2 separate regions of the Homo sapiens genome follow, and region 1 is linked to region 2. A link is a contact called in ENCODE POLR2A ChIA-PET data. All regions are on one chromosome and are shown on one strand. Each heading gives the region's core, a stretch centred on a gene start or an enhancer-like site at or near the end of the contact. The rest is flanking DNA. Distances are from core to core; before and after follow the strand shown. Region 1 holds the start of WIZ (WIZ zinc finger). Region 2 holds the start of TICAM1 (TIR domain containing adaptor molecule 1).

Region 1 (5,529 bases), core at 42-2,541, about 11 Mb after region 2:
TCTTACCATTTCTCCAGACGCCTCCCTTCATTCACACACAGCTGCACTTTCCCCAGTCCTGCCCTCACATCCATGCACACGCACATCCTACTGCCATGCCTTCGTTTCCTCGGCAAGAATCCCAGCCACTTGTACACTCTGATCCTATACACCGTCAGGAGTCTCCCATCATTACCCCTTTACTTTTCTCCATTGGGTTGTCCCATACCAATGATCCCTGCACTTTTCCCACACTCCAACCCTTCCCCCACACAGGACCTTAGGGTTCTCCAGCATTAACCCCTTCACCCCCCTCCACACACACAGCCTCAAGTGACCCCAGCATTAACCCTTTCGCTTCTCCCCAACATTATCCCTCATGCATACCCAGCTTGGGCTCCTCCATTCCCCCCACCCCCCAACCAAGATTGCTCTAGTCCTCGGGCGAAAGAAAACGATAGGGCTCCTGGTCCAGAAATGAGGACCCTGGGGAGCGGGGGTTGTCCTCTCTACCTATAAATACCTTCAAGGTAACGGCGGAAAGTGAAGGGCAGGAATGAGGCGCCCTCCCCAGGGAGATGGTGGGGAGGCCGGGCCCAGGCAACCGGGGCGGGGCCGGGGCGCCAGGCCTGGTTGCAGGCGCTGCCCTCGGGGGCCTGGGGATTCCCAGGGGGCTCCTCCGTGGGCTGGCAGTCTTGGTGGGGGTCCCTACCCAGGCCCGGAGGAAGCACCTGCGGTTGTCCACTGGGTGGGCACTGCCCGCGGGGAACGGGCGGGACCGCAACTTCGGAGCACTTTGGCAGCGTGGGGAGGGGGCTCCTACCCGGACGCCCCCCAGGGGTCGCAGAGGTGGGGGCTGCGCCGCGCGGGCCCACTCCTCGGGGGTCCAGGGTCCGGGGGATGAGCCCTCCGCCCGTGCACCCCGGGGCAGGAGACCCCGCGGGACGCGCCGAGGTAGGGGGGACACCTGCCCCAAGACCCCCGCCCCTCCCCCCACCTGCACGGCCCCGCCCCCGGCCAGGCCCCGCCCCTGAAGGCCCCGCCCCCGCCCCCGCCCCGGGGGGTCCCGCCTGGCCCGGCCCGGCCCGGGGCCTCCCCCGCCCCGCTACGGCTCCGCCCCACCCGCGGGCTCCCCAGGCCGGGCCGGGCCTCACCGGGGAGGCGGCGCCGCCGGCCAGGTGCCGGGGCTCGGAGCTCCCCTCCTTGGTGCGGCCGTCGCTGCCGCTACCGCCGCTGCCGCTCCCGGTGCCGGTGCCGCGGCCTCCGCAGCCGCCGCCGCCTCCACCGCTCGGGGGACATTGTCCCTTTAAATCGCTCCCCCCGCCGCCCCGCCCCCCCGGCGCGCCGCCGTGACCTCAGCGCGACAGCCCCGCCGCGCCGCCATGATGGGGAGGTCCGGGGCGCCCCCCCCACCCCACCCCCCCCCCCCTCGCCGCCCCGGGGGGGGCGGCCAGCGGGCGCGCCGCCATGTTGGGAGTGGCCAAGCGGGTCACCCTTAAAGGGCCCGCACGGCCTGAGTCCAGGGAGAGGCCCCGTTACCATGACAACACCCTTGTCGTCCCACACCCCAATGGCTCCTTATCGTCCCACTGGTACTTCCAATGGTAGGCTCGCTAAAAGCACTAAAAGAGTGGGGAGGGTGCAGAGAAGTTCCCCCATGGGTCATTGATGGGTCATTGATAGGTCATTGAAGACTCCACCCAGCCAATTTTTAGCCTTTTGTCCCCTGCCCCCCATCAGCTACCTTCCAACCACAAGCTCACTCCCTCCTTCCCAATCATCCACACTGGACTTCAGCACCTCCATGTCCCTAGAGTTGCCCTAGGTCTTCAGTCCTAAGTCACCTTCTCCACCCAGTTCCCAGGATCACAGCTTCCAGGACTACCCCATCAGACACACATCATGGCCTGTTGTCTTGTCTTATCCACCATGTATCCAGATATCTAACCACCTAGCTATCTCATCCACTTCCTCAATCTATCAATCACTCATCTACCTATCCAATGAACTAATCACCTATCCACCCACCCCTCCAACCACCTATTAATTCACCCAAACACCCACTCAACCCACCCATTCACTTCCCATCTACCCACCCATTCATCCAGCACCCAAGTAAATACTCATTTATCCATACAACCAAGCAAGTACCCAACCATCCCCACACACATCTTTCCGCCCAGCCCCCCAAACATCCATCCACCAGTTTGTCTGTTGATTTGGTCCCTCCACTAACATGTAAGTTCCATGAGGCCAGGAGTCCTGTCTAGTTCATTATTGTTTCTCCACTGCCCAGTTCTCAGGCGTCTCAGGAGACCTCAACATATGTACATATGATATATATAATCACAACATTGAAAAAAATTTTTTCTTACTATGAACCAGGCCTTTTCTAGGCAGACATACCCAACCTGGTTAACCAACTACCCAGCTACTCACCTACCAGGTCAAACATCCAGCAAATGCTAACCTATCCGTCTGCCGTTTGCTCCACCCACTCTACCCCTCACCCATCCACTCACCCATGATTTGAATGACTCATTTACCCAATCATTCATACACAGTATCCAACCATCTCCACACCTGACCCCCTTCCTTTATCCGCCTCCCAGACCCATGGCCTCCGTGACATGAGGAGGGCCTAGGAAGATGCTCTCACTGTGGGATTGGGAGGTTGCCAGGGGTGGAATCCATGCTTCATTGAGAAGCAGGTGCTGCCTATAACAATGGTGAATACCTTTTATCGAATGCCTTTAACTATGGGTCCTCTCACTGTGTAGGGAACTTTACGTCCATTTCACAGATAAGAAAACGGGCTCTTAAGAGAATGAAGGTCTAAGGTCACACAGCTGGTGAGAACTTGTGTACATGGCCCTCTCCATGAGACTTCTAATTAGGGGAGAATTTGGGAGAGATGAATAGGGCTTGCGGGGCAAATGCCTAAGAATTGGCAATTCTTAGTGGGCAAAGAAACCACCAATTTCACTGAAATCAAGATTTTACTGGGCAACTTCATACTGCCAGAGTGGTTGGGACCAGCAGCTCCACTCCCCACTGTAGGCCAAGTAGGGCTAAGGCAAAGTCAGACACCCCCCCTAAGATGGCTATCTCTCTGCTCCCAGACCACGTGTGATGAGGCAGGATGGGCAGCTCAGGTGGTGTCTCCATTGAGGCAGGGTGCTTTGAGGGGCTGGGGTTGACTCCAAGACCCCCGCGTCCTTGGAGAAAGCTGCAGGCTCTGGACAGCATCCCTCAGCTGAGCCTGAGTTCTCTCCATCTCATTTAGGCGGTGCTCCTGGGGAGGCAGTGGTGATGGGGTTCAGAAACCAGGAGAGGGCTGCACCGCAACCCTTGCTCCTCCACCGCCCAGACCTGCCCCAGGGCTCAGATGGCAATCTCACCAGGTTTTTCAGACTGTGCCCTTCATTGCTTGTTAGGTTGTGCTCTGAATCAAACTCTGAGCTCCTGTGGGGGTCGGGGGATTGGGGCGAAGGGCAGAGGCTAAGGAAGTCCCTTCCAGCTCCTGGTGGGAGTGCCAGGGACTCCGGGGGCGGAGCTTGGAGTGGAGGCGGAGCTTGTCCAGACTGAGGGGCGGGGCCTAAATATGCTTGAAGAAGGGTCGGACCAGAGACGGGAATGGTTGGAATGACAGGACCTATCAATCATCCCTTGGAGGTGGGGTTTGGCCAGTCCTGGGTGGGGTCGTGACTGAGCTGGAGGGAGTGCCCAGGCTGAGATATCTCAGTGCCCGGCCCAGCCAGGTTGGGAGGGGCTGATGGAGGGGTGGGGCCTGGATGAGAGAATCTGCCAGGGTCCTAGGCCGACCTTCGTTGGGTGGGTCCACCTGGGGGCGGGGCTTGCCAAGAGGCAGGGCCTGGACAGACTTATTGGGGCGGGGCCAGGGTGGGGCTTGGCCGTGCTAGGCGTGGTTTGGGGGGGGGGGGGAGGGCCTGGTCAGATCTAATTGGATCGGGCCCACCTGGGGGCGGAGCTAATGGAGAGGGCTGGGCTCACCCAGCACGGAGCCTGGAGTCCAGATCCTGCAGCTGGCCCCGCAGCTGCTCCTGCTGCTCCGTCAAGGCCCGGATTTGGGTGCTCAGCGACTCCACGAGGCGGGACAGCACTTTCTGCTCCTCACGCAGAGCGGCCACCTCGCACTGCAGCTCTGCCAACTGTGGTGGGAGAGCAGCTGTAATCTGACCCGTTGTCCCGCCCCTGTGTCTCCCCGGAGACCCTGACCTCCCAGGCCCAAGCGCTCAGCGTCATCACCGGCCTGCCTAGTTGGGGAACATCCCTCCTGCGGTACAGCTGGGGAGACTGAAGCTCAGAGAGGGTCGGGCTAGGCCTGGGGTCACACAGCACAGCGAGCTGGGTACTTGAACCCAGACTTGCCTGGCCCTTCAGTCTTCCCCAGTCGCGTCCCTGTTCCCACTCCCCAGGCGCGGACCTGGGCCTGACCTTACCTTGTTCACAGGTCGGTGCGTGCCCAGTGCCTGGTTTCGGTCTTGCGGCTGGTCCATTTGGCGCTGCCAGGGTACCGACGGCTTCCGAGGCAGCGAGGCGGAGTCCCGGGTCCAAGGCCGGGCGCGGGGCGCTGGTCCCATGCTCAGGGAGCCTTTGGGTCGCGGCCAGGGCCCCGCAGATTGGCGGCGGCGGGCAGGACGCCGGACCGGGACACTCTGCGTGCGCTGCACCGGCCGGGGCCGCCGCAGGGGCCGCTCTTCGTCCGGCCGTGGCCGGGCCCAACTCTCTGAGCGGCGAACGCTGCGCAGAGACTGGCTCTTGGAGATGAGAGGGGTGTGCTTGGGGAGGTCCCGGGGGGCCAGGAAGCCGGGCTTCTCCCCTGCGGAGAGGCTAGGGGTGGGATGGAGGATCTTAGACCCTCCACTGGCCCCTGAGACGACCCCATCCCGACCTGACCAGAAGTGACCTCACCCCCCACGTGAACTTGTCCTTTCTTTTTTTTTTTTGAGACAAGGTCTTGCTCTGTCGCCCAGGCTGGAGTGCAGTGGCTAGATCATAGCTCACTGCAGCCTTGAATTCTGGAGCTCAAGCTATTCCCCAGCCTCAGCCTCCCAAATATCTAGGACTACCAGCACATGCCACTATACCCAGGTAATTTTTTTTTTTTTTGGTAGAGATGGGGTCTCCCTATGTTGCCCAGGCTTGTCTTAAGTTCCTGGCCTCAAGTGATCCTCCTGCCTCAGCCTCCCAAAGTGCTGGGATTACAGGCATGAGCCACTGAGCCTGGCTCCTGTCCTTGACTTCTGACTATAATACTGTCCTCTCTATGACCCTTGACATCTCTCCACCCTAACCTCTCCTCTCATCCCCGACCTCAAACACACTGTGACCTTTGACCCAACCCTTTCTATAACCTGTGATTCCCGTCTGACCCTGGGCTTGACCTCTGCTCACAATGATCCAACTTCACCTCTGACCCCTGTCTGAGCCCTGCTCCTTCCTGTTCCCACCCATCAGACCCCAGACCAGACTTGAGGTTACCTGGAGTGGACCTGGGCCGGGGGCAGTGGGAGACGCATTGGCACT
Region 2 (5,657 bases), core at 2,617-5,116:
CGGTCCAATACCCCCACCCCCCGTTAAGTTCGATGATCCACGAATCAACTGCTCTTCCCACCTCCCGGTGTTTCCTGGGAACGGTTGTGTGTATAACTTACCAAGCAAAAAGCAAACATACATTGGCACGTACCCTCCAATTTTTAGCTGATAAGAGGGCATAGATGATAAAGTGTGGAGAAGGGCCATGCTGGGACAGGGTAGCAGTGGGGCTGGGCGTCATGCTGAAAATTCATTGAGTTTAACACTTAGAATTCACACTCTTTTTTGTTTTTTTTATTTTTTTTGAGACGGAGTCTCGGTCTGTCTCCCAGGCTGGAGTGCAGTGGCGCGATCTCGGCTCACTACAAGTTCTGCCTCCCGGGTTCCCACCGTTCTCCTGCCTCAGCCTCCTGTGTTGTTGTTTTTTGACAGGATCTTGCTCTGTTACCCAGGCTGGAGTGCAGTGGTGTGATCATAGCTCACTGCAGCCTCAACCTCCTGGGATTAAGAAGTGATCCTCCCACTCAGCCTCCCAAGTAGCTGGGACTACAGGCACATGCCACCATGCCCAGCTAATTATTAATGTTTTGTAGGGACGGGGTCTGGAACTCCTGGGCCCAAGCGATCCTCCCACCTTGGCCTCCCAAAGTGCTGGGATTACAGGTATGAGCCACTGCACCCAGCCTACATGTCAGTAAAATATATATACATATATATATTTTTTGAGACGGAGTCCCACTTTGTCGCCCAGGCTGGAGTGCAGTGGTGCGATCTAGGCTCACTACAGCCTCCGCATCCTGGGCTCAAGTGATTCTTGTGCCTCACTCTCCTGAGTAGCTGGGATTACAGGAGCCTGCCACCACGCCCAGATAATCTTTTTTTTTTTTTTTTTCTGAGACCGAATCTCCCTCTGTCGCCAGGCTGGAGTGCAGTGGCGCGATCTCGGCTCACTGCAACCTCCACCTCCTGGGTTCAAGCAATTCTCCTGCCTCACCCTCCCGAGTAGCTGGGACTACAGGTGCATGCCACCATGCCCAGGTAATTTTTGTATTTTTAGTAGGGACGGGGTTTCACCATGTTGGCCAGGATGGTCTCAATCTCTTGATCTCGTGATCCGCCTGCCTTGGCCTCCAAAATTCTGGGATTACAGGCGTTAGCCACCACGCCCTGCTAGTTTTTGTAATTTTAGTAGAGACAGGGTTTCAGGCTGTTGGCCAGGCTGGTCTCGAACTCCTGACCTCAATCGATCCGCCTGCCTTGGCCTCCCAGAGTGCTGGGATTACAGGCATGAGCCACTGCGCCCGGCCTGTATAGGACTCTTAAAGCAGTGCCTGGCACACGCATGCCCCACAAACATTAGCATGCAAGACTGAAACCTCCTTGCAAGAAGGACTCAGGGGAGTTTTGCAGAAAACACGACAAAGCCAGCCAGACTTAGAATCATCAAGGCAGGACCATCTCCACCTGAATGCCTGGCAAATCTCTAAAATCACGTGGTCTTTCTTCTCATTCTCTCTGCCCCCCCGGGCCTGAACTCAACTCTATTTCAGTGACTGCCCCAGCTTCCCCCGCCCGCCTCCCCTGCCCACTGCCACCTCCACCTTCTCGAGACCCAGCAAGTTTCATTTCTCACTGTCCATGGCTGGGACAAAGTCCACTCCTCACTCTGAAGAGCAGGCGCCTGGCGGGACAAAAACACCCATGGGGTAGGAGGGTTCTGGCTCTGCCACCTGCCGGCTTGTGTGGTCTGTTTCTCAGCCTCAGCTTCCTCATTTATAACACCCACATGAACTGGTACTTAGGATGAATGGGAGTCTGTTTTGAAGCTTTCATGCGAAAATATGGTTAAAAAGTTTAGATCAGTGCCCAGCAAGGAGCAAGAGCTTGATATAATAATATTAGTGTGACAATAAATATTGGCAGACTTTTTCTCTTCCTCTTCCTTTTTAAAAAAATTTTTGATTTTTAATTTCATTTCTTTTTTTTTTTTTTTTTTTTTTTGACACAGAGTCTTGCTGTGTCGCCCAGGCTGGAGTGCAGTGGCGTGGTCTGGGCTCACTGCAACCTCCGCCTCTTGGGTTCAAGTGATTCTCCTGCCTCATCCTCCTGAGTGGCTGGGATTACAGGCATGCACCACCACGCCCCGCTAATTTTTGTATTTTTAGTAGAGACAGGGTTTCGCCATGTTGGTCAGGCTGGTCTCAAACTCCTGACCTCAGGTGATCTGCCTGGGATTACAGGCGTGAGCCACCTGCCCAGCCCCATTTCATTTTTTTTAGAGACAGGGTCTCACTCTGTCACCCAGGCTGGAGTGCAGTAGTGGGATCACGGCTCACTGCAGCCTTGAACTCCCGGGTTCAAGTGATCCTCCCACCTCAGCCTCCCGAGTAGCTGGGACTACAGGTGTGCGGCACCACACCTGGCTAATTTTTGTATTTTTGGTAGAGACAGAGTCTCACCCATGTTACCCAGGATCCTGGGCTCAAGCAATCCACCTGCCTCAGCCTCCCAAAGTGTTGGGATTACAGGCATAAACCACTGCACCCGGCTAACTTTCTTTTTGAATTTTTTTGTAGAGGTGGAGTCTCGCTATGCTGCCCAGGCTTGTCTTGAACTCCTGGGCTCAAGTGATCCTCCCACCTTGTCCTTTTTAAATGTTTTAACCACCTCTCCCACTCTCCTTCCCACACTCTCATGCAGCCTTTCATGCATCGAATATGCATTTATTGAGCACCTACTAGGTCCAGGAACTGTTCAAAGTGCCACTGCATATCAAGGCAGGCACATCTACCCTCACAGAGCTCCCAGTCTGGTTCAGGGAGACCAACAGTAAGCGAGAAAATAACCCAAGATCATTTCAGAGAATGAAAAGTAACGTGAAAGCCATGAGCCGGGGGCTGTGTGGCTCTGAGAGACTGGCTGGGAAGGGGCTACAGGGGACCACGGTGGTCAAGGGAGGCCTTTGGGGACAGGAGGTAACATTGAGCTGAGACCTAAAGGAGCTGAGGGAGGAGGCTGGGTGGAGATCAGGGAGGAAAGCTTCTGGAAGGTGAAGCCACCTGCCCAAAGGCCCTGGGGCAGGACTGCGCCTGGTGAGCTGGAGGAACAGTAAGGAAGCCCATGTGGCTGGATAACCGTTAGGAGGGGGAGAAAGGAAGAAGGTGTGTGGTGGTACAGGGTGTGAGGTTGGGATCCTGGGTGTCAGGGAAGAGTTTGGGGTGTCAGGGAGGAATTTGGGGTGTCTGGGAGGAATCTGGGGTATTCGGGAGGGATCCTGGGTGTTGGGGAAGAATCCAGGGTGTCAGAGAGGGGTCCTGGGTGTCACGGAGGAATTTGGGGTATCAGGGAGGGACCTTGGGTGTCAGGGAGAAATTCAGGGCGTTGAGAGAAATATGGGGTGTGAGGTAGGAAGCTTGGGTGTCAGGAATTTGGGGTGAGAAGGAATATGGGGTTTCAGGTAGGAATCCTGGGTGTTGGGGAGGAATCTGGGGTGTCCGGGAGGAATCTGGGGTTTGGGGGAGGGGTCAGGCTGTCGGGGAGGAAGCCAGGGTGCTGGGGAGGATCCCGACAGTGGGGGAGGATCTGGGCCACCAGCGCGGGGAGCTGGAGGTTGAGGGGAACGTCAACCTCCCAACGCGCGGCGCCAGGCCCCCTCCTCCGCACCGGGGCCCTAAGAGGGAGGCCAGGTGGCCTGGAGCCCTGGCGAGCGGCACGGGCTCAGGGCCACCCCCCACACCCCCGACACCTTCTCCACCTCAGGCCCGTCCTCGCCCCTTCCCCACCTACCAGGGATCCGGGGCTGCCGGCTGCGCCACTGGGTCCTGGGGTCCTGGGGGCTGGGGCTTCTGCGGAGTTGCCCGCGGACCGTAGCGCGCTGAGGGCGCTGGCTCCACCCCGCGGCCCGCGCCCTGGGAAGGAAGCGCGCCGCCCCTTCCGCGTCCCGGGTGGGTGTGGGACGTGAGGTCACGGTTTCGGAGTCCTGCCCCGCAGCACCGGGAAAGTCCCCGGGTCGCCCCGCACCCATGCGCTCTCTTCCCAACCCTTGCGGTCACGTTCAGCAAGTGTGAGCACCTACTGTCTGCAGGGGGCCAGAAGAACTCGCATCTGCTCTCGGGGAGCCCACAGTCATCTGGGCGGGGGTCCCAGATGAGAAAGTAATCACAATTGTAAAGTGGGATCATCTCCGTTAGTGATAGGTGCTTTCCAGGAAATAAATGTAGCAGCTGTTTTTATTTTATTTCTCTTATTTTATTTGTTTGTTTGTTTATTTATTTTTTTATTTATTTTCCGAGACGGAGTTTCGCTCTTGTTGCCCAGGCTGGAGTGCAATGGCGCAATCTCAGCTCACTGCAACCTCCGCCTCCCGGGTCCAAGCAATTCTACTGCCTCAGCTTCCTGAGTAACTGGGATTACAGGCATGTGCCACCACACCTGGCTAATTTTGTATTTTTAGTAGAGATGGAGTTTCTCCACCTTGGTCAGCGTGGTCTCGAACTCCCAACTTCAGGTGATCCACCTGCCTTGGCCTCCCAAAGTGCTGGGATTACAGGTGTGAGCCACCGTGTCCGGCCTCCCTTTTTTTTTTTTTTTTTTTTAGTTGGAGTCTTACTCTGTGGCCTAGGCTGGAGTGCGGTAGTGCGACCTCGGCTCACTGCAACCTCCACCTCATGGGTTCAAGCGATTCTCCTGCCTCAGCCTCCTGAGTAGCTGGGATTACAGGCACGTGCCACCACACCTGGCTAATTTTTGTATTTTTAGTTGAGATGGGGTTTCACCATGTTGGCCAGGCTGGTCTCGAACTCTTGACCTCAGGTGATCTGCCCGCCTCGGCCTCCCAAAGTGCTGGGATTACAGGCGTGAGCCGCTGCGCCCGGCCTAATTTTATGATTATAATAATTATTATTATTTGAAACGGGGTCTCCCTATATTACCCAGGCTGCTTTCAAACTTCCAGGCTCAAGCAATCCTCCCGCCTCGGCCTCTCAAAGTGCTAGGATTACAGGTGTGAGCCACCGCACCTGGCCTATATTATTTTTATCACCACATTAAATAAGATCTAATAATCACAGTGATTTTGCCGTGGTGACAAGTGTCAGATGTGTTTCTGGTTGCAATGCAATCTGAAAGTATCTGTGGTTTTTATTAGGGACAAACGGACAAAGTCCCAGGTCCTGTGGTTGTCTTCATTAATAATTGAGGGAATGGTAATTATCAGTTAGAGTCAGTGAAAATAAAGATGTGAAATTTTTTTCCTCCATCAGAATTCACAGACACCCTGAACACCCCTAAGAGGCTCAGGGACCCCAGGCTGAAGTTCACCTAAAAGTTCTTGTAGGGAGATAGCAATGGAAGTTATGTTGATGTCAAATCCCCCACAGTTCCCCTTATTGAGTACTTCTCTCCAGTGAGGGAGAAATTTTATTGAGCACTGACTGTGTTCCAGGAACGTCTAGGCTCTGGGAATACAGTAGCGGGGAAGACAGAAATGGTCTTACCCTTCAGGGTCTCCAGGGCTGGTGGGGGAGAGAAAGTTAAACACATCCTCCTGGCCTCTCTGTCTCCCACCCCAAAATTACCAATTCAAGGAGTGTCTCATAGGTGCTTGTACCCATGCAAAACTGTGCCCAGACTTTTTTTTTTTTTTTTTTTTTGAGACAGAATCTCACTCAGTCACC

The links. ChIA-PET counts read pairs that join two places held with the same protein, here RNA polymerase II (POLR2A).
Region 1: POLR2A ChIA-PET joins it to region 2 with 10 read pairs in activated B cell. The contact joins the promoter of WIZ here to the promoter of TICAM1 in region 2. POLR2A ChIA-PET finds 5 or more read pairs at or near these places in 2 of 52 experiments (GM10248 and activated B cell).

Annotation. Positions count from the first base shown.
Region 1 is chr19:15,448,665-15,454,193 of GRCh38, forward strand. WIZ (WIZ zinc finger) reads right to left here and starts at 1,292. Exons shown (of 13, transcript NM_001371589.1): 1 at 1,134-1,292. It overlaps MIR1470 (microRNA 1470), which reads left to right and starts at 884; the gene lies at 884-944. RASAL3 (RAS protein activator like 3) reads right to left here. Exons shown (of 18, transcript NM_022904.3): 14 at 5,485-5,529; 15 at 4,443-4,833; 16 at 3,994-4,151; 17 at 3,381-3,444; 18 at 2,960-3,274. The coding sequence ends at 3,131. RefSeq lists silencers at 557-666, 1,017-1,136, 1,187-1,316 and an enhancer at 3,722-3,791.
Region 2 is chr19:4,827,846-4,833,502 of GRCh38, forward strand. TICAM1 (TIR domain containing adaptor molecule 1) reads right to left here and starts at 3,867. Exons shown (of 2, transcript NM_182919.4): 1 at 3,769-3,867. RefSeq lists silencers at 3,584-3,703, 3,714-4,003.